5 separate regions of the Mus musculus genome follow, and regions 1, 3, 4 and 5 are each linked to region 2. A link is a loop called in an ENCODE intact Hi-C map of the cell type or tissue named here. Cell type or tissue: gastrocnemius. All regions are shown on one strand. Region 1 overlaps Nt5e (5' nucleotidase, ecto). Region 2 has its middle 18 kb from the start of Gm28231. Region 3 holds the start of Nt5e (5' nucleotidase, ecto). Region 4 overlaps Snx14 (sorting nexin 14). Region 5 overlaps Snx14 (sorting nexin 14).

What was found. Hi-C counts contacts between places; a loop is a spot of excess contacts. Peaks named below come from ENCODE experiments on the same cell type or tissue, not always from the same donor. Only the 100,000 strongest peaks of a DNase experiment are listed, where the experiment ranks them.
Region 1: it touches region 2 in a loop (2.7-fold over the local background); 22 of 42 quality-filtered maps call a loop at or near these places.
Region 3: it touches region 2 in a loop (2.5-fold over the local background); 5 of 42 quality-filtered maps call a loop at or near these places.
Region 4: it touches region 2 in a loop (6-fold over the local background); 25 of 42 quality-filtered maps call a loop at or near these places.
Region 5: a loop joins it to region 2, with 8 times the contacts of the local background. A loop is called at or near these places in 25 of 42 quality-filtered maps.

Annotation. Positions count from the first base shown.
Region 1 is chr9:88,359,626-88,364,625 of GRCm38, forward strand. It overlaps Nt5e (5' nucleotidase, ecto), which reads left to right. Exons shown (of 9, transcript NM_011851.4): 4 at 3,811-4,008. Among named protein-coding and RNA genes, the nearest start is that of Nt5e, 35 kb to the left of the region's middle. In gastrocnemius, a CTCF peak has its summit at 2,995; DNase peaks (open chromatin) are centred at 1,821, 2,069, 2,622, 2,745 and 2 more places; H3K27ac peaks cover 1,083 bases.
Region 2 is chr9:88,239,505-88,244,504 of GRCm38, forward strand. No RefSeq gene overlaps it. Among named protein-coding and RNA genes, the nearest start is that of Gm28231, 18 kb to the right of the region's middle. In gastrocnemius, a CTCF peak has its summit at 2,272 (motif pointing right); DNase peaks (open chromatin) are centred at 1,891 and 2,258; H3K4me3 peaks cover 1,097 bases; H3K27ac peaks cover 510 bases.
Region 3 is chr9:88,325,477-88,330,476 of GRCm38, forward strand. It overlaps Nt5e (5' nucleotidase, ecto), which reads left to right and starts at 2,133. Exons shown (of 9, transcript NM_011851.4): 1 at 2,133-2,554. The coding sequence starts at 2,210. It overlaps Gm51281 (predicted gene, 51281), which reads right to left and starts at 326; the gene lies at 267-326. In gastrocnemius, a CTCF peak has its summit at 2,241; DNase peaks (open chromatin) are centred at 1,602 and 2,173; H3K4me3 peaks cover 3,188 bases; H3K27ac peaks cover 2,549 bases.
Region 4 is chr9:88,402,114-88,407,113 of GRCm38, forward strand. Snx14 (sorting nexin 14) reads right to left here. Exons shown (of 29, transcript NM_001359958.2): 9 at 3,127-3,202; 10 at 2,586-2,630; 11 at 2,398-2,478; 12 at 2,191-2,305; 13 at 1,152-1,307; 14 at 31-155. Among named protein-coding and RNA genes, the nearest start is that of Snx14, 34 kb to the right of the region's middle. In gastrocnemius, no CTCF peak of the experiment used is centred here; a DNase peak (open chromatin) is centred at 2,151.
Region 5 is chr9:88,395,684-88,400,683 of GRCm38, forward strand. It overlaps Snx14 (sorting nexin 14), which reads right to left. Exons shown (of 29, transcript NM_001359958.2): 17 at 2,556-2,688. Among named protein-coding and RNA genes, the nearest start is that of Snx14, 41 kb to the right of the region's middle. In gastrocnemius, a CTCF peak has its summit at 2,968 (motif pointing left); no DNase peak of the experiment used is centred here.

The DNA of each region.
Region 1 (5,000 bases), 120 kb after region 2:
CTTTTGAAGCCAGCCTTCAGAAGTGCTGAAACTTCACGTATCCTGACCAGTCTGGCTGCTTTCATATTCTTCTCTTGTTAGCCTGGGTGGCTAACACATGCGGCGCGGGTGTGCAGTATTGCTAAATGGATGTTACTAAGTACAGAATTTTTTTTTTTTGAGGCAGTGTCTCGCTGTGTGGACCAGGCTGGCTTCAGACACACCTCTGTCTTCAGATCCACCTGCCTCTGCCTCCCAAGTGCTATCATTAAAGGCGTGCACCAGTAAGCTGGAGTTTATACAACTCTTTTAAAATATTTGACTGGTCAGATTTTAAAAACAAATTACTTTATTTCCAGTATGATTGATTCTAGACCTAAGCACACATTTACTAAGTATGAACTTCACATTATCCATATATTTAAGGAACAGCAATTATGTTAAGACTACAGAATTAAAATTTGTGGGAATTCACAAAATAAATTATAGAGCAGCTGAACTAAAACTGCTATGTGTTCTTTACCTAGGACAGGGTTAGAAGACTCACTGCTGTATTAGAGTAACAAGGAAAGAGAGAAGCCACTACCCGTAGTCCTTTCAGTCAGTGTGGTATGTGCTCCCTGCCGCACCTTTTTAAAGATCAGGTTCTATACCTGGCCTAGAAGTTGCTAGATTGCCAAGGATGACTTTGAACTTGTGTCCTTGTGCTTCCATCTCCTGGATGCTGGGGTTTCAGGCACGTGCCACCACATCTAGCTTGAGAGCTGGTTCTCTCTCTACTGTGGGCTCCTGGGATAGAACTCTGGCTTGTATCTCAAGCATTCTCCCCACTGGGCCATCTCACCAACGCAAGAAACTTATTTTAAGGTAATTAGTTGGTATGTATATATTTTTACCATTTATCTTAGACAAAAGTAAATTTGCATATTAGTAAGATAGATTTGCTTATTTTTATGTAGAAACTTAAGTCTTAGCTGAATATTTGATACTTCAGCATCTTCAGTGCTTTTTCAGAGTTGATCAATACTGTCACTGCCAGTGTGACCACACATGTGCAGCGCGAAGTGCACATATGTGCTCAGAACCAAGGCTACCGTGAAGTCTTAAGTTCCAGGACAGCCAGGGCTATACAGAGAAACCCTGTCTCAAAAAAAAAAAAAAAAAAAAAAAAAAGGAAAAAGAAAAAGAAAAAAGATGCAGTGTGTGGTAATTACTCTGAGATGAAAATCCATCCCGGGCAGGGGTAGGGTGTTTGGTCACTGTATGATCAGTAGCCTGCCATTCAGTCACAATACTCTCCCTTATGACTGTGGGTCATGACCCACAGTTTTAAAAGATAGGTTTCAAGGCGGATGTGGCACAGGCCAGTAATTCAAGCACCTGAGAGGTAGAAGCAGAAACAAAAAAACAAAAAAACAAAAAAAAAAAAAAAAAAAAAAAACAGGGCCAAGCATAGTGATAAACACTTTTAATCCCAGAACTTGGGAAGCAGAAGCAGGCAACTGTCCGAGGCCAGCCTGGTCTACAATATAGTGACCATCCAGAAATAAACACTGAGACCCCCTAACCCTCTGCCCCAGCACACACACGCACGCACGCACGCACGCACGCATACATACACAAGCCCCACGAAAAGAAAGCTGGGCTTTGGATAATCGTGCCTTTCCAAAACAACCCTAACATTTGTCACATGCACAGGACAGAGAGTCACTCTCCAAGGAACTGTTTCCAGGCGCTTGATAAGAACTGGTGACATTCAGGGTTTCCTGTGTACACTGGAGAACCAGCCAAAGGGCAGAGGTCTGACCAGTGGCCTTGGCAGTGATCTCTCTGGGTGTTTCTTGGGTCAGACAAGGACTTTCCTCATCCCAGTGACCACTTGATCTCGTCCTTTTACATAGGCTCTGCCCGGCTCAGCTTCAGCACCGCGTCCTTTAGAGCAAAGCCACATTTTGCACGCACACAGCAGTAGTTCGTGGAAGCTAGTCTTCAAATGGTTGCTTTCCAAGATGAAACGAGTCTATTGAAAAGCCCAGCTCTGAAGTTGGGATCCAATCCCAAGTAGAGTTGTTATAAGGGAAGTTGGTCAACTCCTGAGAACTCACGGGCCCCGGGCCCCTAGTACTGAGCTTCTCACAGGCTGGAAGCTTGTGCTGCCTTAGCTCTGCTGGTTGGAGGTCTTTACGTGCAGGAATTCATTTTTCTTTCACTGGAATCTGGCTTGAGATTGTGAAAAGGGCTTGATACTCTTCCAGGCTCAGTCTGTTCCCTGGTTCAGTCAGTACTAACAGTTTATTTACATCATCTCTTTGAGCCCAAGCTTGCATTAACAAAAAGTGATAGTGGTGTAGCTTCCTCTAAATAAATAAATAAATAAAATCATGGGGATTAAGAGAGGTAAAAATCTGAGCAGAAGTAGGCTTGGAAATACATGTCCAAGAAAAATAACTCAGTACAGCAGAAAGTAATAAATGTTTAGTTCTTTGGCTGGAAAGCAAGGAACAGTGTGGAAAATGTGAAGGTCTGGATTGTCCCCCCCCCCCCCCCCCCCCCGCTGGTGGTTTTATGGGGTTGCCAAATGTATGGGGAGTGAGTGGGGGGAGGGGGGTGATGGGAACTCAGCCTGGGTGGGGGAGGAGATTAGCAGCCAGACCCACTTTTACCTCAGCCACAAAGGAAGCTGCTGTTCCTGACTAGGTCTTTGTGAGATAACCTTGATGTATCTTTTGTTCTCAGAAAAGGAACATCAAGACCTTTTTGAACTAGAGAGTAGGTGCTCCCTGCCAGAGTGCATGCTGAGCTAATTGGGGCATCTGACAGGGATGGCAGGTTCCTAACTTCTAACATTCTGTTTAAGCTATTGCCGTGGAAGGAAGGAAAAAAAAATAAAAATAAAAAAATAAAAAGACCCAAGGCTAGAAGTCTGGCTTGCCACTCCCTTTAATTTCCAAGAAAGTGCCGAATGCCAGATTTCTGCAATTTGTTAATCTTTTTTCCACTTGGCTGGGGTATTCTCTGCCACGCTATGGACAGCTAGGGGAATTGCAGCTTTCCAAACACTGCCCAGAAGAGGATGTCTTGGCAAAGCAAGGTAGAGGCTTCCCTACACATCTTATCCCCTGCAGTGAAGGGCAAGCCTGTCCCTGCCTGAGAAAGCACGGTCACCCTAGGAACAGCTCAGTCATCCCTCCTTGGTCCTCATTAACAACTATAGGCCCATGAGTGTGTGTGCAAGGTTTCTAGAGGATGCCTTCGTCTTATAAGGGGAAGAGGCATGCAGTACAAATGGTGTACCTACTATGCCTGGCCGGCACACACTGAGGATCTAAAGACACTGAATTGTCTGGACAACCCCGTAGAATGAGAACTGTTAATTCACTCACTTGAGTTCCCTTCCTATATTGCTTAGCAGGTATTGTAGCACACCTGTAATCTTAGCCCTTGGGAAGCAGAGGCAGAAGAGTTTTATCCAGAAACAGAAATACATCAAAATGGCTTAGTTTTCATTCAGCCAGGGGGAAGAGAGAGTGAGTCTGCATGAAAGAGAGATAATCTTGGCAGTGTTCTATTTCTGTTTGACCCACATCAGACTACCAGGCACAATGCCCCAGACTTAGAAACAGCTTAGTAAATGCCCACTGAGTAGAGAATGGCAGGACTTATGTGCCAAAAGGGCATTTGGAGTCAGTGACAAATGTCCCACAGGGCTCTGAAAGACCAGCCATGTACAGCAGCAGATGGTGAATCTCCAAGTCAAAATCTGCTGTCATTCAGCCAGTGGCCTGCCATATGCAAAGGCGGACCTGATCAAATTTGCTTCTTTTATTTCAGGAAATCCACCTTCCAAAGAAGTGCCTGCGGGGAAGTACCCATTCATAGTCACCGCAGATGATGGACGGCAGGTGCCTGTGGTCCAGGCCTATGCCTTTGGCAAATACCTGGGCTACCTGAAGGTTGAGTTTGATGATAAAGGCAATGTTATCACTTCCTATGGAAATCCCATTCTTCTCAACAGCAGCATTCCTGAAGGTGAGATCTGGGGAGAGGTGGCTACATCTTCCACCCTCTTCTGTTTGTTTTGTTTCAGGAAATGACTGTGAGTGACACTTGTGAAGAATTTAGCCTCCCCCTTGCATTTACTCTTTGCTCATAAAGAAATGCCACACTCTCAAACCCTCATGGTTTTTTTTTCCAAGTCTGCTCAGTGCACTACAGCTTCTTTTGCTTTGCAAAAGCTTAGTCCTGTGGGGCAGAAGCCACAATCAGCTCCTATCTAGAGAAGAGAACCAAAACAAGGAATTCAAATAGGACAGAGTAGCACTCAAAATCTGGACCACCTAACAAGAGGCAGTGACAGTGTGGTATGGGCCTCAGCGTCTTCATTCATGAAACAAGCAAATACTGCTTTTTTTCTGTTTTTGTTTGTTTGTTTGTTTTGAGGCAGCCTCTCCACATATAGCCTAGGCTGGGGGTATATTGTACCCCCATGTCTGTCAAGAAGTACCTTGTTTTTTTGAGACTCAGAATAAAAGAATATTGTTATGCCATCTGTTTTCATATGCTGCATGGGCCCACTGTCACGATCTCTTCTACTAGCCCTTTGCTGTTTACCATCATCAGCTCAGAAGGATGGGCAGTGAGGCCCTACTCTGCACAGGAGAGTCTGTGCTCACAACCTAGGCTTCTCAGCAGCTGGAGAGGAAGCAAGCTGGGAACCACACCCTGAGCAGGTCCTCTGTACCTGTCCAGCCTGCCAAACCTCATGGCAAGACCATGGTGCCATCCTAGGTGGGCTCACAGGGGCTCATCCAGGTGTTGATGTTGAGCTGCTCAAAGCATCTTCAAGGCAAAATACACCCAGGTATTAATGTCAGCAAACAAAATAAACATTCCTAAGGGATTTTATAGCCACAACCAAAATGCACAGATGTGAGCACCGCAAAGCTCCAGCAGGGAAGCCTGGCAAAACTCCATTTCTCTAGAACCCACCCACTAGGAGATCTGCCCGGATTACAGGCCTT
Region 2 (5,000 bases):
GAGTGAGGTAACCCAGACCCAAAAGGACATGCATGGTATGTACTCACTTATAAGTGGATATTAGCCATAAAGTACAGGATAACTATGCTATAATCAACAGACCCAAAGAAGCCAAATAACAAGGACAGCACAAAGGAGGATGGCCAAGTCTTTCTCAAAAGGGGAAAGAACTAAGTATCAGAGGTTGGTGGAACTGGGTGGGGAAGGGGATGGAGAGGGGAGCAGGATAAGAGGCAGAGATATAAGGAGATCAGGGAAGAGAGAAGGGAAATTGGGGGAGATGGATTCTAGGACATGCCAGAGACCTGAGATGGGTGGAGGCCCTAGGGGATATATGGAGGTGACTCTAACTGAAACTACTAGCAGTGGAGGATATGGATCCAGAAGTGGCCACTTCCTCTAGCCAGGCAGGACTACCAATAGGGGTGTAAAGACAGCAACCTAACCACAAAAACTTTGACCCAAAACGTGATGGCCCCAAATTGAGACCCATTCCATGGGCAAGAACCAATCCCTGACACGATTAATGATACTGCAAGTTATGCTTGCAGACAGGAGCCTAGCATAACGGACCTCTGAGAGGCTCCACAGAGCAGCCAATGGAAACAAATGCAGAGACTCACACCCAAACATTAGATGGAGCTCAGGGAGTCCTGTGGAAGAGTTCAAGAAGGACCAAGAGACTGGAAGAGGACAGGAACCCCACAGGAAGACCAACACAGTCACTAACCTGTATCCTTGGAAGTTTCCAGAGTCTGAATCACCAACCAATGAGCAGGCACAGGCTGGACCGAGGACCTCTGCAGATATGTAGCAGATGAGCAGCTTGGTCTTCATGTGGGTCCCCCAACAACTGGAGTAAGGGCTGTCTGTTGCCTGCCTGTCTGTGGATCCCATTTCCCTAAATGGACTGCTTTGCCTGGCTTCAGTGGGAGAGGATGCCCCTAGTCCCACAGGACTTGATTGCTGGAGTGGGGGAAGGGGGGTCGTGTATCTATCGTGGGAAGCTAACACCAAGAAGGAGGCTCCACCTTGCAAAGGAGAAAGAGGGTGGAATCCGGGAGGAGGATCTGCATGAGAGGGAGGAGGGGGAGCTGATATTGGGATGTAAAGTGAATGAATATACAAATTAATAAATTTAAATTTTGAAAAGGAAAGAAAAAGAAAGCCATGCAGTTGGCTAATCGCTAAAGAAGAGTCTTTCTGCTCCTCTCCTCAGTACAGTGACTGTCCCAGTCTCACTCTGGGCTCCCAGTATCAGACTCTGCCCTCCACTAAGGAGAGCTAGCTCTCAGTATATCCTCCTGAAGGGGTCACTCCTCCACCCCCACAGTCCCTGACACTAAGCCCAGGTTTTCTTTGTCTCGCTCTCCCAGATGAGGCAGCTAGGGTCATTTGCACAGCACCTACTCCAGCCAATCAACATTCCAACAAGAGGAGAGCTGTGCTCTTAGCTAAGAACGGCTAAGAATAGACCTTAGCTAAGGTACTGCTCGAAATTGATGGCTGCTGGGTAAAGAGGGAAATTTTTCTTCAAGGGTGTGGGCTGTGGTGGATGGCCCCACACTCATGCATGTGTACAACAGCACTCACTGAGTCGAAGGAGAAGGGGGAAAGAGAAGAAAGAAGGAGAACAAGGAGGAGGAGAAAGAGGAGGAGAAGCTGGTGAACTGGATAATGTCACTTGCCACAAAAACCTAGAGATTTGCATGCAATCCCCAGCCCCATTGAAATGTGAAGGAGCGAATTAACTCCATAAAGTTGTCTTATGTTTTCCACAGGGGCCGGAGGGACGGGAGGGGGGGTTGTAAGGAGGGGAGACAGGGGTACTGGGCAAGGCTGGGGGTGGAGGGGGGCACTGTGGGTCTGGGTCCACACTCTCATCACATACACTAGCGATAAATATCTCTAAAGAAGAAGATGTGAAGGTGAAAGGGTGTGTTGGGGGTCAGGGAGAGTCGGAGGCAGGGATCTGAGGTGGATATGATCACGATACTGAATACATTTATGAACTCGTCAAAAAATTAAATTTAAAATCTTCTAAAATATCAGGGCCAGCAAGATAGCTCAGCAGGTAAAGACATAGCCACTAAGTCTGACAACCTGAGAACAAGCCCGACGACCTACAATACAGGAGACAAACAACTTCCTAAAGTTGTCCTCGGAAATCCACACATGCGCTGTAGCACTCCCATGTGCCAATGCGTGCACCGGACAGAGGAAGGTCTGCCCTGGGCTAAATTCAGCTCACCGTGCAAATACACCAAGAAACCAGCAGAGGGGGATAATGTCTAGTAAAAAGAGTAAGAGTTACCTGTCGACTGCTTCGTATTGAGGCACCACTGGGGTAACCTTCCTAAGCTAGAAGGAAAACTCAGAGAACACAAGCCTGGACACGTGTTTCCTGATTTTGTGGCGGGAGATTTCAAGGCTGCTTAATGTCTGCCCTCTGGACTGGACTATGGCAGTCTCTTAGCAGTCCTGCTGTATTCATGAATCTTTGGGATAGTTTTAAGCCCTCATCTTGGGCACTTCAGTTGTGATCAAAATATTACTAAGGCTTGAGAAAAGCAAGCGAAAAACAGTTTACAACTGATAAAATTATTTTTAATAAATTATTTATCAGTTTGATCACATGGTTGCCAGTTCATTCATATGTGTGTGTGTGAATATAGTATATATTCATACATAAATACATACATACATACATATATGTGTGTGTGTGTGTATATATATGTATATATATAAAATGTAACTTGTACTCAAACATTTAAGCTACAAAAACCAGTCATTTCCAAAAGTGACAGAAGAAAATGAACTTTTATCCAATTTTTAAAAATTTTTTTTAAAAAGAGGAAGACAGGAAATAGACAGGAATACCTTGTCTAGTTGTCCCTCTCCTTTTCCTCACCAGACCTGCTCATCAAAGGAGAATGGAAGAGGCTGTCACTCCCTTCCTCACCAACACATCCTGCCCTGTTGAGATTTGGTTTCCTCTCAGAATTACGCCTGTCAAATGAAACTAATCATGTGAATATGTGCCATCATGAGCTACTGATGAAGCACACCCTAAGCTAAGGAGCAAATCAATCGATTAATTGTGACTTCAAAGATGAAAAGTGACTGTCGAATAGTGGAGTTGGGCAAAATGTGCCAAAGAGATCACCCTCGGGCACACACCCAAACTAGCCCTGGGAATGTTCAAAGAACGGTAAATTCTTTCACAGTCTCGAAAGTGTCTCAAGTACTGTTGGCGAAGACTGAGTCATTGCTCTCTGAACACAAAGTAAGTTCCTAGGAGCCTCTGCTCCTGGTGCTGCCATTAACAGGCCAACCAGAGCCTTCCGGTTGGAAGTGTTGGTTGCTGCAGTGTGGAAACACCTTATTTAATCTATAGCAATGATCCATAGACATCAAGCTCATCCGATGCCATCAAGGTCGTGCCTGAAGCTGGATGAATACACATTTTCTTGGTAAGACACATCATGAGTTTCTTCTAAGTCAAGCACTATACAGTATTTCAGAACGGTGCTTAGAGAGCATTTTGAACAGCAAAATCACCCTTTGAAAGCAGAAACTAAGCAGACCAGAGAGGGCCCTTCATTTATAGCAGGGGACTGAAAGGAGATGGAGTGTTTGTTTGGCCTCTGCTAGCAGCCTGTGTTGGGGGTAACTCAAGCTTTATCACTTAGTTTAAGCACATATTCATGGATAATTTTCAAAGTGCTGTGCATATTGACCTGTTAGGAACTGTAGGAATGAGCATTTTTGTACCAAAATTAAAGTTTGGGGTTATTGAGAACATTTCTGTTAATGTTTGCTCACCAAAATTGACTACCATCCCCTCAATAGGGCTACATTTCCATAACAAAAGGAGACAAGCCTGAATTACAACTAGTCATTAGGTCCTTTCCCACATTAAAGTATATGCCTCTAAGGGACACTTCCTGGGGCAGCGCTGGGTCACAGCCACCACGAAGTCATGGCCTGCCATTTCGTCCCCTGAGCTCTTATCAGGAAAAACAATTGTGCCCGGTGGTCGAGATGACTGTGGGTATCCACTATTTGAAAAGAACAACACTGGTGTACTTAAGAAATAATTCTGATGGTGACACCTTTGCTGTGCACGTCTCCCCTTTGCTGACGTGACTAAACTTGCACCCTCCTGTCTCTTTTTAAACTCTTCAGAGTGTAACAGCGCCTGAAAGAGATTTAAGGATGGCAGTGTATGCGGAATGCATAAGACTCAGTCTACATAAGTTTGTAAAATCTTCTGATTAAGGTAGGCTCCTCTTTGGGTATTAAGCAGAGCCTTTTATGAGATATAGTAAAGATATTTTTCTGTACTAATCTCTTAAGGGTGCAGAGTGATTTCTCACTGTGATATTAACTCTAGAACAAGCAAGGTACTGGTAGTTATCTAGGATTTTGCAGAGCTTGTTCCTTGGCATGGAAAAAGAATTCAGCTTCCAGGAAAGAGAAAAACTAAGCCACAGCAAAAATAACAACTTTATCACTTAGAGATGGGAGACCTAAGGCTGGAAGTGCACTAAGAGGATGCTGGCTTGGGTATACCCCTTTCTCCCATTGGTGCAGTTTAGTAACTACCAGAACCACCCCTCTATCCCTCCATCCCATTCCTTTCAGCCGATGTAGTCTCCGAAGATAAGGGGAACAGAGATGAAGAGAGGGGAGCCCTGTGAGAACCTACGGTGAATGACCACCCCTCACCAGGAGCAGCTTCAGGGAGTCAGATCAACTTTACTTGGGGCAATTCAAGGCTTACATAATTTAGGGAACTGGGGGTAGGAACATCCAGGATGGGCAAAGGGTTTTGGCTAAAGGCTTAGGTACCAAAATGCCTTATTAGCATGGGGAAGCATTGCAAGAACCTCAGATATTAGCTGAACAGGTTCTTATCAGAAGAAACGTTAATCCTATAGTCTAAGGCTACAGGACCTTCTGCAGGTAGAAGGTTTCGAATTCTCAAGACAAGATCA
Region 3 (5,000 bases), 86 kb after region 2:
ATACACACGAGCGAAATTAATAAATAAATGCATTTTTTTCAATTGGGGCTTTCCCCCCCTCCCTTTTTTGAGACAGGGTTTCTCTGTGTAGCCCTGGCTATCCTGTTACTCATTCTGTAGACCAGGCTACCCTCAAACTCAGAGATTTGCTTGCCTTTGCCTCACAAGCACTGGGATTAAAGGTATGTGCCATCACCACCAAACTAATAAAAAAAAATTTAAAGGAAATGTCTACAAGAAAGGACACAAATGGTCCATAAGTTTCTATTTGTGTTTCCCAGTTGGTTTGACATGCTGACCATCTTTCAAACCAACTGGGAAACACACATAGAAACTACAGTGAGATATCACATGTGCCATAAGGTGACTATCATTTAAGACAAAAAAAAAATAGAGTTGGTGAAGATGTACAGAGACTTTTCGTTGCATGTGAGAACAAGCAACATAGCAGGTCCTTACTTCACCTCCCAACTAAACTATTTCATCAGCCGTGAACCCTGGTCTGATTCTGGTTTCATACCTTATGAATAAGCTGCTATGAATGTGAGCATTCAAATACACACCTAGTGTGAAGTGTTGGCTTTTGAAAGAAAGGAAATGCTGACACACTGAGTCTTGAAGGCATTGCACCAAGTAAAACAAATTCCGTCAGAAAAGAACAACTATGAGGTCCTTAGAATGATCAAATCTATACAAACTGGTAATGCAATGTTGACTGCCAGAGGCTGGAAAGGAAGGAAATGGAGAGGTGGTTTTGGTTAGTTGGTAGTTTAGTTTGTTTGTGTTGTTGTTGTTGCTGCTGCTGTTGTTGAGGCAGGCTTCACTAACTCACTACATGACCAGACTGTTTTCCTGCCGGGACTCCCAAGAACTGTAATTATAGGTGATTGCCACCGTGTTGTGTGGGAGTCACTGTTTAATGAGTTTACAATGCAATCTTGGAAAGATAAAAATGTTCTGGGAAATGAATGATGGCAAATATCTGTAAACTTAGGACAGTACGCGGTAATGCACATCCTGTATATATGATGTATATTTTATTGCAATTGAAAAGCAACTTGGTTGTGGGTGAGATAGGGCCTCACTATGTACCCCATACTTTCAACTCTCAACTCAGTCTCCTGAGTGCTAGGATTACAGGTATGCCCCAATGTAGTGTGTGTGTGTGTGTGTGTGTGTGTGTGTGTGTGTGTGTAACAATGCAGACCTGGTGCATTCTGGAATTGTGTGGGCATTAGATAACTTCTATAATGACCAGAACACACGGGAACCTCACCAATACTCTTTCCTTTCTCAGAACTACTAGCGTGTTGACTATACTTCATTCAAACACAGGGGTTAATCCATTAGACAGGGAATTTGTGCTGTGGCGATTTATATTTAATGATTTGTTCATAACAAATATGGATCCCCACTATTACTGCTAAAAGCTTTACACAAACACACACACACACACACACACACACAAACACACACACACACAAACACACACACACCACAAAAGGTAAGGGAGGAGCGCCCCAGAGTAGCTGTCAGGTTTACCCGCTAGGATCCGCCTTAGCTTTCAGAGCTGGCCCTATGCCACCGCTGAGGGTCCCAAAGATTGCTTTGCTCCTGAGATTCCAGCTCGAATACGTGGAGCGGTTGCGTCCTCAAACCTAAGTAGCGTCTCGGCCGGTGTGTCCCGGTCCCACCGAAGCAACCTTCCAGCGCACCTCTCAGGCGGGCTCTGGACCCCTCTCACTCCCACGTTTGTCTTCCTTTCCTTCCCCCCCCCACCCCCCCCGCCCCAGCCCCTTCTTTTTCGGCGACCGAGCCACCGAGCAACACAAGCCGCTGTACACTCTTCTGGAGAAATCGGTGTAATAGAGAGTGAGGATCCGGAACGCTGCCCCTGCAGTTGTCACCGCCGCCCGCCCGGGGACTGCGGCACCCAGCCTCTCGGACCTGCTCGCTCACCAGGCGAACAACCTCCTCTCTGTTCCCTGCGGGCTGCGTGTGCTGGGCCAGAGGCTCCCGGGTGCCTCGGGTGCCAGGGTCGCATCGGGTGACTCGGGGAGTGTGTCTGCAAGCGGGAGGGCCTGGGGCTGGAAGAGGCGGGTCTGTCCCCGCCCCGCCCTCCTCTACTCCGCAGTTTAGTAGAGGCCCCGGTGGCCGGTGCTCACTGGGCTCAGGGCCAGTCCACCCGCTCAACGCGCTCTAGCCAGCCATGCGTCCCGCGGCCGCTAAGGTACCCAAGTGGCTGCTTCTCGCACTGAGCGCTCTACTACCACAGTGGCCCGCAGCCAGTGCCTGGGAGCTCACGATCCTGCACACAAACGACGTGCACAGCCGGCTAGAGCAGACCAGCGATGACTCCACCAAGTGCCTCAACGCCAGCCTGTGTGTGGGCGGCGTGGCCCGGCTCTTTACCAAGGTGCAGCAGATCCGCAAGGAAGAACCCAACGTGCTGTTTTTGGATGCCGGAGACCAGTACCAGGGCACCATCTGGTTCACCGTTTACAAAGGCCTTGAAGTGGCACACTTCATGAACATCCTGGGCTACGATGCTATGGTAAGGAGAAAGTTCCCGGGGTAGGAGTCCCAGACCCAGAGAGAGAAAGGCTGGAGAACTCGCTAGTGGTCTGATAGTGCTCAGAGATGTACAGGTGGAACTCGACCCAGGCCACCTAAGGATTCATTCACTAAGTGAGGGCGTCTCTTAGATTATTTTCTTAAACTGATGTTATTGGGGTCCCGTAGCGAACTGAGACAATTAGAAGAGGGACCCTACTGCCTACAGGTGCTTCAGCTCGAGCACTGAAAATTATCAAGGGCTGGAGACCCATCCCAGTCTCCTCCACCTCTCCCATCTGCTCTGTCTTCCAAACAATTCTTCATCCTTACTTTACTGAAAGGAAATCGGGTCAAAAATTATTCAGGTCACCAGCCCCCAAGGAGGAAAACACATCCGATTGGCTCTGAAGTCCGAGCACAATGAGCTCACCTCCTTAGGTCGATTTACAGGTCAGTTACTTTTCTGTGACCTTATACTAGTTATTTATTAGACCTCGGTGGCCAAATCTGCTATGAAATGCGAAGAAGAATGTTGACCTCAAAGCACTGTTGTGCACATAATATAATAATATAATCTCTGTAACTGTTAGTTCTTGTTGCTCCCAGGCACTGCCTCAAAAGAGCAAGTTAAAAAAAAAAAAGTCAGAGAGAACCCAAACGCGGAAAAGCTGGGATTTCAGGGGCTCAATAAAAACCGATTGGCTGTAGAGATTCCGAAAGAGCCTAACTGGAGAGATAAGGGGGCTGGGGATGCAGCTCCATTGTTAGAGTACTTTCTTAGAATTCCAAAGGCCCTGGATTTGATCCCTGGCATCGCCCAAACTAGGCTTGCAGGGCAATCCTGGTAAAGGTTGAAAGATCCAAAGTTCAGAGTCATCCTTGGTTACAAAAGAGAGGCCAGCCTAGCATGAGAGAGAGAGAGAGAGAGAGAGAGAGAGAGAGAGAGAGAGAGAGAGAGAGAGAGAGAGATTAGTCCTCACTTCCCAACACTCTGTTGGAGGTGATGCCTTGCTTGTTGAGAAGGGATAAAGAATAATCAAATAAAACATAACTGAGATGTAACTGAGACGTAAAAATTAATTGAGCCACCACTCACATTCAACCCAGTGTGGATGCCTCCGGTAAAAGATTCTGCCCTGTTCTGGGGAAAAAATCAGAGACAACAACAACAATCATAAGGGCTTAGCAAGAGAAATAGCAGGGCGAGTTCTCAGAACTCTGTGAAACCAGAGGGTGTGGGAGGGAAAGTAAGGTGCAGACAGCAGACTACCCACTGTGTACAGGAACAGCTCAGAGGTCAGAGAAGGGTGAGAGCTCCCTTCCTACTGAATATTGGCTTAGAGACTCTCAATGCAAGAACGGCTCTAACAGTCCTTAAGCCTACAGAGTTGTCTGGGGAGGGCCATCATGCTCAGCAGCAGCTTGGCAAAAGAAATTCCGACCTCAAGAACTCTGCAGTCTCTCAGCTTTCTTTTTCCACAGCTAGACCTACTCGAAGCTTTGCAAGTGGTAACGGCAATACAAACATTTACATATTCGGATTGTTAACTAGCTCACGTCTCTACTTCCTCTCAGAAGGGTGGATAAACAACGTCTGGGTTTGCTTTGATTTCACATATAAGCCACAACTTTACAGCATTTTCTTTTTCGAACACTCTTTTTCTTCTCATGTGGGTAAATATTCCTTAGTAAAAATGCGTCCCTCTTTAAGACAGGATGGGGCCACAACAATGTACTACAAGTTGGAACCCATCACCCTTGAATGTTTAGAATACTTTTTGTGGGATGGAATTGCTTTCTTACAAATGTCTATCCAAGTCATTGAAGTGGGGCCTGAGGAAAAATAAGCTACACTGGCCGGTGTCAAGAGTGGGAGGAGAGGGGATAACAGAATCTATAGCTCCACTTTTCAGAGAGGTCTTTAGAACATATGGGTGGGGTGAGTCGTGGGTGGGGTTCAATACACATGATTTGGCCTTCGTGGACCATAGCTTTCACGGCTGTAGCATTTGGTTCCGCTCTGCAGCCTTTGTATCTCACAGAGGTTTACACTGTTGTGTTGCTTGTATTTTACTAAGCCTTGGGAGCCTAGTGATCTTCTACTATAAAAAATTCCTTGTCTCAGTTCCCTGCTGTGTCTTGATTCTGCGATGCTGGAAACCCAGATCAGAGTGAACAGCTGCTGTAGAGGGGTATCTCCAGTTCCCCATCCATGGAAGCCAGTGTAGCCTCGGAAATTAGAGCAGGAGCCTCCAAGACATTTTGTACTCTCTAGACCTGCCACACTCATGAGAGAGTTGTTCTGGTGGCTATGGAGGACCAGGATGAACTTGAAGACCCCCTTAGGTTCTGCTGCTAGGCAGAAACTGAGAGATGACAGAAGCAGCCAGGGAGTGTAGCTGTCTATCCTAGTGGAAAGACTAATGCGCCCTGAGGGATGAGGA
Region 4 (5,000 bases), 160 kb after region 2:
ACTCTGAAGAAGTGGAGAAGCCTGACTCACCTCATCACTGTGGCAGAACATGGGGGTAAACACGTTCTCCAACAGGGAAAGGACGTGCTCATATGCTTCAAAAAGACACCTCATAGTTTGCAGCTTCACAACATCTATGTATGGGCCTTCAGCAACTATTTAAAACAACCCAATTGTACAAGTTATTGCTGAGTAACAGAAAGGTAACATATTCATTTAAATTTCACTATGTGAAATGAACATACAAACTATGTTTAATAGAAACTCCTACAGAAGAAATCTCACTAGAATGGGAAATGAGAAAGATTTACCTCCAGCTCTGAGAAACATTAGTTATGTGAGTTGTTTTATCTTATGGACTCTTTTGAGTGTCAGGGTCCCACTAAGCAGCCAGACTCAAGTGGAATTTCCTTGTAGGATAGGCTGTCCTTGAACCCATGATCTTCCTGCCTCCACCTCCAAGGGCTAAGATTACAGGCATCCACCTTCATGCCTGCCTCAGTTATATTTATAGTGAACACTTCTCTTTCTCAAAGCTTTAATCTTGTCAGTAAAATATGTAAAAAAAAAAAAAAAAGTCTTAACTAAGAAAGTTAATAAAAGGTCCTAAGTATTTTTTAAAGCATCTTAACTGCTGCTGGAATGACTAAAAAATACGTGAAGCGCTCAAGAGTGCGCTTGGTAACTGCTCTTGCAAAGGACCAGAGTTCAGTTACCAAAACCCATGTTGGCAGCTCACAACCGTCAGCACTAGAGGGCTCTAAAGCCTCTGCCCTTCAAGGGCACCTGGGCACATGTACACACTCGAACACACACACACACACACACACACACACACACACACACACACACACACGCACGCACGCACGCACTTGAAAATAATTATTCAAGCAATAAAAAGTGCCAGGAGTGGTGACTCATGCTTTTAATCCCAGCACTGGGGAAGCAGAGATGGACAAGTCTCTGAGTTTGAGATCAACCTGGTCTATAAAGTGAACTCCAAGCTACCCAGGGACACATAGTGAGAGGCTCCTCCCTCAAACAAACAACTGTATAAATTAATCTTTTTTTAAAGTAGAATAAGAGACACGAAGAAAACGCAGCAGACGGGAACAATGCCGACCACCCATGCACTATCCGCTCTGACTTACTTCTTTGAATCTCTTCGACAATGAAGGGATCAAAGCGAATTTTGTCAATGCTTTCATCCAAGCAGTAGGTCTTATAAATCTTCTGCAATTCTTCATGGAGAGATAGCATTTCATCATTTGATAACTCTGGACGCAAAATTCTATCATTAAATTCCTCTAACAAATTAGAGAGAGATTAAGAAAAAAAGTTAATATAAATGCTTTCATGAAAACTTCACGCTCTTATTCTAACTAGAAGCAGAAAATATAATCAAATTATTATTTTAAACTTTTAGAAAAGGACTTGAGAGTAGAATACTCAAATTAAAAACAAATTCAGCCAGGTAGGGGTGGCGCAAGCCTTTAATCCCAGCACTCGGGAGGCAGAGGCAGGCGGATTTCTGAGTTCGAGGCCAGCCTGGTCTACAGAGTGAGTTCCAGGACAGCCGGGACTACACAGAGAAACTCTGTCTTGAAAAAAAACAAAAAAACAAACAAAAAACAACAAAAACAACAGATACAAAAAAAAACAAACAAAAACCCAAATTCAACAAGATTTTTATGTTAATATAAAATATATAAACATGGCTAGCAATACAAATTTGCTACAACAGACTAGTAAGCATATTTGTAATATTTTCTATAAAGAACATATTAGATTAGTTTCTCATACCAAAGATCTGTCAAGATTGTAAAATCTGATTGCTCACTAAGTAATAATGACAATCCAGCTCGGAAAGTTTCTCACAGATCCAACGCGCCGTGATATTCCAGCTTGGCACTCCTAACAGAATGCTGGCCGAGCGGTGCTGATTTGGACTGTGAGATCTTTCACACAGCACCACCACACTGGATTTTTAGAGATTCTTTTCTGCTACTAGAATCTGACTGCAGGCAATGTTACGGTCATGCCCCACCTAGAAAGGACTAGACAGCTGGAGAAGCTCAGTCACCCGAGATATCTAGCATGAAATGTCGTCTGGACAGCAGATCTGCTCTAAACAGCCACAGCACTAGCAAGCATGGTGACGTCACTGGTGACACGCAGAGGAAGCCTCACCGACTGTCAGACAGAACTGCAGGACGTGCACGGCCCCTTCTTGTTTCAGGAAGTTCATAAAGCGGAACAAAAGGTCCTGCTGTTCTCTGATTTGTTTCAGCTCTAACTTCAGCACCTTGTCGCAACATGAGAGGAAGAGTAAGTGAAAGATACATGAATGTATTTTAAAACTGTTATCTCCAAAACATTAATGCTGAAAACACTCACGGATGGCTTTTTATTTCTAGGTTCTGCAAATTTCTGCAGGAATGGAACCAAAGGGGAAGCTGGTTCAGTTGCTTTTTCAGGCTTGGAAGAAACAGAATTATCAATTCAGTAAAATTCGCACTAGAGTTGGTACATACAGTTCAAACAAAGCAGTTCCAAGTGTCGCACGCAGTACGCTCAATACTCACAGGGCTGTCGTCTATGAAGATGATAAGCAAATGATTGACAGTATCCTAATGGGACGTAAGAAGCACAGGTCAGAATAACCCACTGTCATGTTCTGCCAAAAATTCTCAGAACTTTCACATTATCAAGTTTGCTAGAAAAATAAACAGCACAGTGACTGGCTAAATATCTGTATCTGTGTGTTACAGAGGGACTCCTAAAGAACTACAATCAAACCAGTCAGAACTGTTGAAAGTGTCCATCCAAGAACAAATAAATAAGCAAAATGTGACACACACATAGAATGGATTACTACTGAGACTTGGCAAGGAAAGGACTACTAAAACATTCCTCTGCCAAGGAATTACTGTTTATGGGTGTAGAATTTACAGGATTTTCGTTTTGTTAAGACCAACACTTTGGAAGGTGATGATGATGGTCACTCAAATAAGCACATGTTTCAAAACAATGTACTATACACACAAAATGGCTAAACAGTAATTCAAGAGTATTTTATAAAAAAGAAAGAAAGAAAGAAAAAGAAAAGAAAAAATGTAATCTTACTGGATCAGCTAGGAAATCCAAAGAAGGAAGAAGCACAGAACCAGACAGAATCTCTCTTATGAGTAATGTCAGGGACCTGGAGACAGAAGTAATAATAATTAATAATAATAATTAATAATAATAATTCTGTAATCAGTGACCCGCACAAGTTCCTCATTGTCAAGCACTTAACTAACTAAAGACCCCACGGAAATGAAACTATGGGGATGGACATGGTAGCGCACGCCTTTAACCCCAGCACTGGAGAGGCAGAAAAAATTGGATCTTAGTTCAAGGCCAGCCTGATCTACACAGCAAGTTCCAGGTCAGCTACAGGCTGTACTATGAAACCATGTAGGTAGGTAGGTAGGTAGGTAGGTAGGTAGGTAGGTAGGTAGATAAGTAGGTAGATAGGTAGATAGGTAGGTAGGTAGGTAGGTAGGTAGGTAGGTAGGTAGGTAGGTAGAAAAGAAAGAAAAAAGGAAAGGGGAAAGGGGAAGGGGGAAGGGGGAGAGGGGGAAGGAGGAAGGGGGAAAGGGGAAAGGGGAAAGGGGGAAGGGGGAGAGGGGGAAGGGGAAAGAGAAAAGGGGAAGGGGGAAGGGGAAGGGGAAAGGGGGAAGGGGGAAGGGGAAAGGGGGAAGGGGAAAAGGGGAAAGGGGAAGGGGGAAGGGGGAAGGGGGAAAGGGGGAGAGGGGGAAGGGGAAAGGGGAAAGGGGAAAGGGGGAGAGGGGGAAGGGGAAAGGAAAGATGGAGCTGGGAGTGTAGTTCAGTGGAAGAGCGCTTGTCTTATGTGGCTGTTTAGGCTCCTCCCCTACGTACACACTTATCTATCCAAAAAACTCAGATTAAAATTCAGTAGGACCAGGAAGGGCCGTACAATTCTGCATTTTCAGCAAGTGTCTAGATGCTTCTGCTGCAGCATCACACACTTGGACTTGCGCTCTTCATTTGCTAAAAGTGCCCACTGTTTAAAGGAAATGAGCGCTCTCTTACAGGAGGGAGCAGGAAGACATCAGAGCACTTTTCCTTCTCGAATCTTTGCTAGCTTTATAAGTTCACGTTTACAGGCTGGAGATGTAGCTGAGAGACTGAGTAGCATGTACAAGGTCCCGGGTTTGCTCCTTAACACACACACCAAAAAACTGTGTATGTATGGTATATCCAACAGCATGCGCCCTAAGACTAAGGACAATTTAACTGGCAACACAAATGAGACTAAAGATTTCTTTACGAAGGAGGATCAGTATGTTTCCCAGGACGGATTTTCACATTTGCACTCTGCTCAGGCACCTACATAGATGAGATCACAGCAGCATATCCAGCTAGACAGCTTGATCAAAACACTAAAATACCTCTACCAACATGCACTTCTATATCGTCTAATGATTAAATATTTGCAAGTACATCACTGAGCTGAGCATGGTGACACAGACCTACAACCCTAAATTGGGAGACAAAGCAGGTCGAGAACACTATGTAGCATGGCCCTGTCTCAATGAACGGAAAGGAAGAGAGGGAGAGCGGACAGAGGAGAGAGGAAAGAATGAGCCACAATTTTCCCCTCTAAATTGTTCTTTTACTGTAAATAACAATCTAAGAACTATCAGGATAAGGGTAATGAAGTAACTTATGGGCAAAATCCACATATACTTCTCTAGAAGAAGGGGGAATGGAGGGAAGGACCCCTAATTATTCTTTCCAGCTGGACAGCTTAAAAACCAAACTTGTCTGCAAAGTATGCTCAAAGTGTTTCTGTCTATAAGAATCATGGTATGCATGTCTTTAAAAAGGAACATCAAGAAAATAAAGCAGAAATATTTCAAATAAAATTAAGTGTCCTCATTTATTTAACTGTGACTTCTACAATCAGTTTTTAATAACAAATTCTAAGGCAA
Region 5 (5,000 bases), 160 kb after region 2:
CCTCCTGCTTTAGGGCTGTGTGTGCAAATTTTGCCGAGATTACAGGTGGATACCATCATACCTAGGCTATTAGCAGAGTAGCAGCATGGCTTCTCTGGATGGTATATAGACACGCCTTTAGTATGCACCTTTAACCCCAAACAATGAAGGGAAAGTTCGTTTGTAGGAGGAAGCACCCATGTTTGAAAGTGATGTCTAATTGAGTGGCAGGCAAAGTAACGAATCAGAGAAAGATTTGACAGAGAGGCTATGTCCAACTCTCACAAGAACAGAGAAGAAAGGGAAGCTACTTAAGGGAGCCATGCAGAGAAGGGGGAAGTTTTACTGTGACAGTTTTAAAGAGCCAGGTAGCAGACAACACAGGCTAGACACAGGAGAAGACAGAATATAAGAAAGAGTCAGAAGATTAGAACAGATTGCCAAAGTTAATATGAGGCCAAGCAGAGCATTTCAGTCAGAAGCTGAGAGAAACCAACTTGAATCAGTCAGCTTGGAGAGGAGTTTTGAATCAGAACAGATGAGTTGACCAGCCAACCAGAGTTCAGAAAGAACTAGAAAGGGTGAGTTTATTGAGCAGTAAGTCTCAGAGGCTGAAACCATTCTAGGCCTGGATTAGATTGTACAGAGGTTGGAAGTTTCCAGGCCTAGGCCTAGGTTAGCAGATGGAGGCACTAAGACTCAGAGATGACAATGAAATTAAATCAGGTGAATAAAAGTTACTTTTAAGCAGGGTATGGTGGTACATGCCTTTATTTCCAGCAGAGGCAGGCGGATTTCTGAGTTCAAGGCCAGCCTGGTCTACAAAGTGAGTTCCAGGACAGCCAAGGCTGCACAGAGAAACCCTGTCTTGAAAAACCACACACACACACACACACACACACAGAACCAGACATACCAATTAGCCTGATCATAGAGGTGCACCATGGCTGATAAGTGGCACCTTACTTAGTGCTCTGGCCTCTACACACGTGGATCATTTATACATATATATATTGCTTATACTCTATAGTATAAATATGTAAAATTGTCATGTGTTAATTAAATAATATATTCAAAAATAATAACAATCATATTATTAAGGGCACAAAGAAAGAAAATGCTCAGATCTATTAGTAGCTCAAGTAAAGGTTAATGAACATCAGGTGAATTTTAAAAGGTAACTGTGAAGTTTTCTGTGTAGAGAACAGCAGAAAAGGACCATGAAGCAGAACTGTGTGTGCAAAGACGCAGAAAGGCACGAAAGCATGAGGAGAGAAATACAAATGCACGTAACCAAGGTGTCCTGTCAAACAGGTCTAGGATGAGACCTGAGCGCCTAAAGTTCCACAGTCTAAGCCATGGGAAATTAAGGCTTCTCATAACTATACAAACATCCCTGAAGCATAAGGCTGGAAAGAGATAACATCTGGACTGAAACAAACGCCCAGTGAAAAGACAGTAAAGGGCTAGCAAGATACCTCTTTCAAGGAAGTACCTGCCTTGCAAACAAAAGGACCTGAGTTGAATCAGCAGAACCTGTTTAAAAGACCTGTGAACCAGGTGTGGTCGCCTATGCTTGGAAGCCAGGCAAAGCCAGCCTGGCTCTACATAGTGAGTACCAGGCCAGCCAGGGCTACATAGTAAGACAGACCCTGATTGATTTTTCTGTTTGTTTTGAGACAGGGCTTCACTATGTAGCTCTGTTTGTCCTGGAACTCACTATATACACCCAGGATAGTCTCAAACTTACAGAGAGATTTCCCTTCCTCTGCCTTCCAAAAACTGGGATAAAAGGTATGGACTACTATGTCAGGCTGCCAAATCCTATTTAAAAAAAAAAAAAAGTTGTGCACAGTAGTGCAGGCTGATAGTCGCCACACTAGGGAGGAAGACATTCGCAGATCCTTGGGTCTCAATGGCATATCAGCCTAATCTACTTGATGAGCTCCAGGCCATTGAGAGACTTTGTCTCAAATACGTAACAAACAAACAAACAAACAAATAAGGCCAGCAAGATGGCTTAGTAAAGGTGCTTGCTTCTAAGCCAGGTGATGACCAGGACCTTCATGGTAGCAGGAGAGAACTTACTCCTGCCAAGTTGTCCTTTGACATGTGGAAACATATATACCATGTACACACACTCTTAGGACAGAAAACAAAACAAAACAAAGCAAAACGGTGCACCATACCTGATGAATGGCAGTTTCCTTAGTCCTCCAGCTTCCACACATGTGTACACACACGCACCTACATCTACACAAACATACACACACACACACACACACACACACCCCTACATCCATAAAAACATACACACACACAGTAAGTTATCTGACTACTAGAAATGCCTGGGCTTATTTTCCTTAGGATGCATCAAGGTGGGTCTAAGGAAAGGTATTTAAGGTATGGGGTTAGTACAATGAAACTACAAAACTAGTCATAAGAATGAACATTTACATATAAAGGAAGTCTGAAGGGAGAAAATAAAAGATAGAGAATATAAGCTAGCAGACCCCACACTTAATGCATTTTAACCAGAAAACTGTACGTAGGTTATACTTAATGTTTTCACTTACAAAGTCATCTTCGCCTTCAGCCACCCCGTAATTAGGCAGCACAGCTCCCTCCATTGTCGTACTCTTGAATACGCCTTTAATTTTGCTACCTATTCTGCTGATTCCAAACGATTCTCCTCTTTTTTGTGTGCTTCTAAATATTAAACAAATACGCATCAGGTACATAGCAAATTACCAGCACCGACTACTATAGGCAATGCCAAAGAAAAAGCTACCTAGCTATGAAAGGGAAAGTTGGAGGAAGATTAACAAAGCTTGGAGTTTTCAGTTACTGATTAAGTCTCAACATCCAGGAGTCAAAACAGTCAGAACATTTAAATTCTCTGTATCAATACATGAGACAAAGTTTACTGACAAACATTTGAAATTTAGCTAATGCTAACTTCAAAAGCTTAACTGAACAAAAATTTTTGAAAGATGATAGCCCCCTAGTGGTATATAGTTTTCATTACCACAGAATTTTGAAAAAATGTACATATGCATGAATCTGTCAACTTTTAAAAACTGTACATCTATTGAGAGTAGTGGTTCTCAACCTTCCTAATGCTGCGACTCTTTAATACAGTTTCTTATGTTGTGCTGACCCCCCATCTTAAATTATTTCCATTTGTACTTCATAACTGTAACTATGCTACCCTTATGAACTGTAATGTAAATATTTTTGGAGATAGAGGCTTGTCAAAGGGGTCGTAGTCCACAGGTTGAGAACCAATGACTTAAAGTGCTAAATCACTAAAATAATACAGTATAAAATTATAAAACTATGATCTCCCCATTACATTTTTCAGATAAAGGTTAATGAAAAAATAATTTACCTCTATGACAAATGCTAAAGTAAATTCATTTTTATAGTCTCACATTCCAAAGGGAATCAGGTATAAAACAAATGCACTTAATGTCAAAGTTATACAAAAAATGAAAAGAAAGAAAGAAAGAGAGAAAGAAGGAAGGAAGGAAGGAAGGAAGGAAGGAAGGAAGGAAGGAAGGAGAGAGAGAGAAGAGAAAGGAAGGGAGATGGAGGGAGGGAGAGAGTGAGGGAAGGAAGAGAGGGAGGGAGGGAGGAAGGGAGGGAGGGAGGGAGGAAGGGAGGGAGGGAGGAAGGGAGGGAGGGAGGAAGAAAGGAAAGAAGGAAGGGAAGGAAGCAAGATAGACAGGCAGACAGACAGACGGATGCATGCATGTCGGGGAGAATGGTTAGCAGTGATGGGAAGAAGAAAAGCAGGCAGAGTGCTGAGGAGGCAGCTAGCTCTGCCATAAACATTAAACACTAGTTTTACAAATTTTTCAAAAGTCAATTTCCAAAAGCAGAAGTAGCTAAAAAGAAAGAAGAAAGACCAAAAGCAGCAAAAATGCAACCCATTAGAGCCAAATGCTCTGTTTCAGTAAACCAAACTGTAACTTTTATCTAATTTAAAATTTGAGTACTACCACCACCAAAGACCCAACAAGAGACTATTGTAAAACTTAACCATTTTCTTAGGATATCTAACTCAATGGAGCTATTATTCCTATATGAAAAATGTATCTACTGAAATAATTCAACAACTGGAGATATAAAAAACATGGATCACGTTTCAAAGGTACCATGTTTACTGTAACAAGATTATTTCATGCATTGTCTTTGGAACAAATCAAACTTATTTTAAAGCTAGAAAACTATTAGTAAGTGGTAAATAGTACTAGAAACAAACTAGACTATTTTTATCTAAACAAACATACAGTTAAAAAGCAAGCATGCAGTTTTTTTTAAAGTAACAGTTTTAGATATTATAAGCTCTGATGAACATATTTCCAGATGAAAATAAAAATACTAAAATCTCTAGACCTTACATAGCCATTCCAGTCTCTAGAATTTAGAGTCTATAAAACAATATAGGTTTTGGACTACAGCTTTTTTCAAAAGTCTCATTTGTGATTATGCCTCAATCCACAGAAACACCATTATATTTACTTGGGGCAAAATAAATAAGTAAAAAGTAAAGCCCACAATTCTTTAATTACAAAGAATTCTAAAAATTATTCAGCAGCCCTCCTTATCCCTTAAAGGGAGTTAACAACTCTTAAAAGATACTGGTAGATAAATAATAAAAATATCTTAATATTATCAGAACATTTTATTTCATAAGTGCATGCTATTTCAAAAATACCCCTAAGAGCCGGGCAGTGGTGGTGCACACTTTTCATCCCAGCACTTGAGAGGCAGGTGAGCTCTGAACTCAAGGCCAGCCTGGTTGAGAGAACAAGTTTCAGGACAGCCAGGGTTACAGAGAGAAGTCAGGGGGGTTGCGGGGAAGGGGGTGTTTCTGAATCCAAAATAAAAATTCACTTTAAAAATTTATCCTAAATAATTCATATAAAGGCAGGGACATCACTGTGCTTCATATTTTTCCTTTTTAGTTGCACCTAGGTTGCCTGAGGTGAACTCTCTAGATTAAAACAGACAAT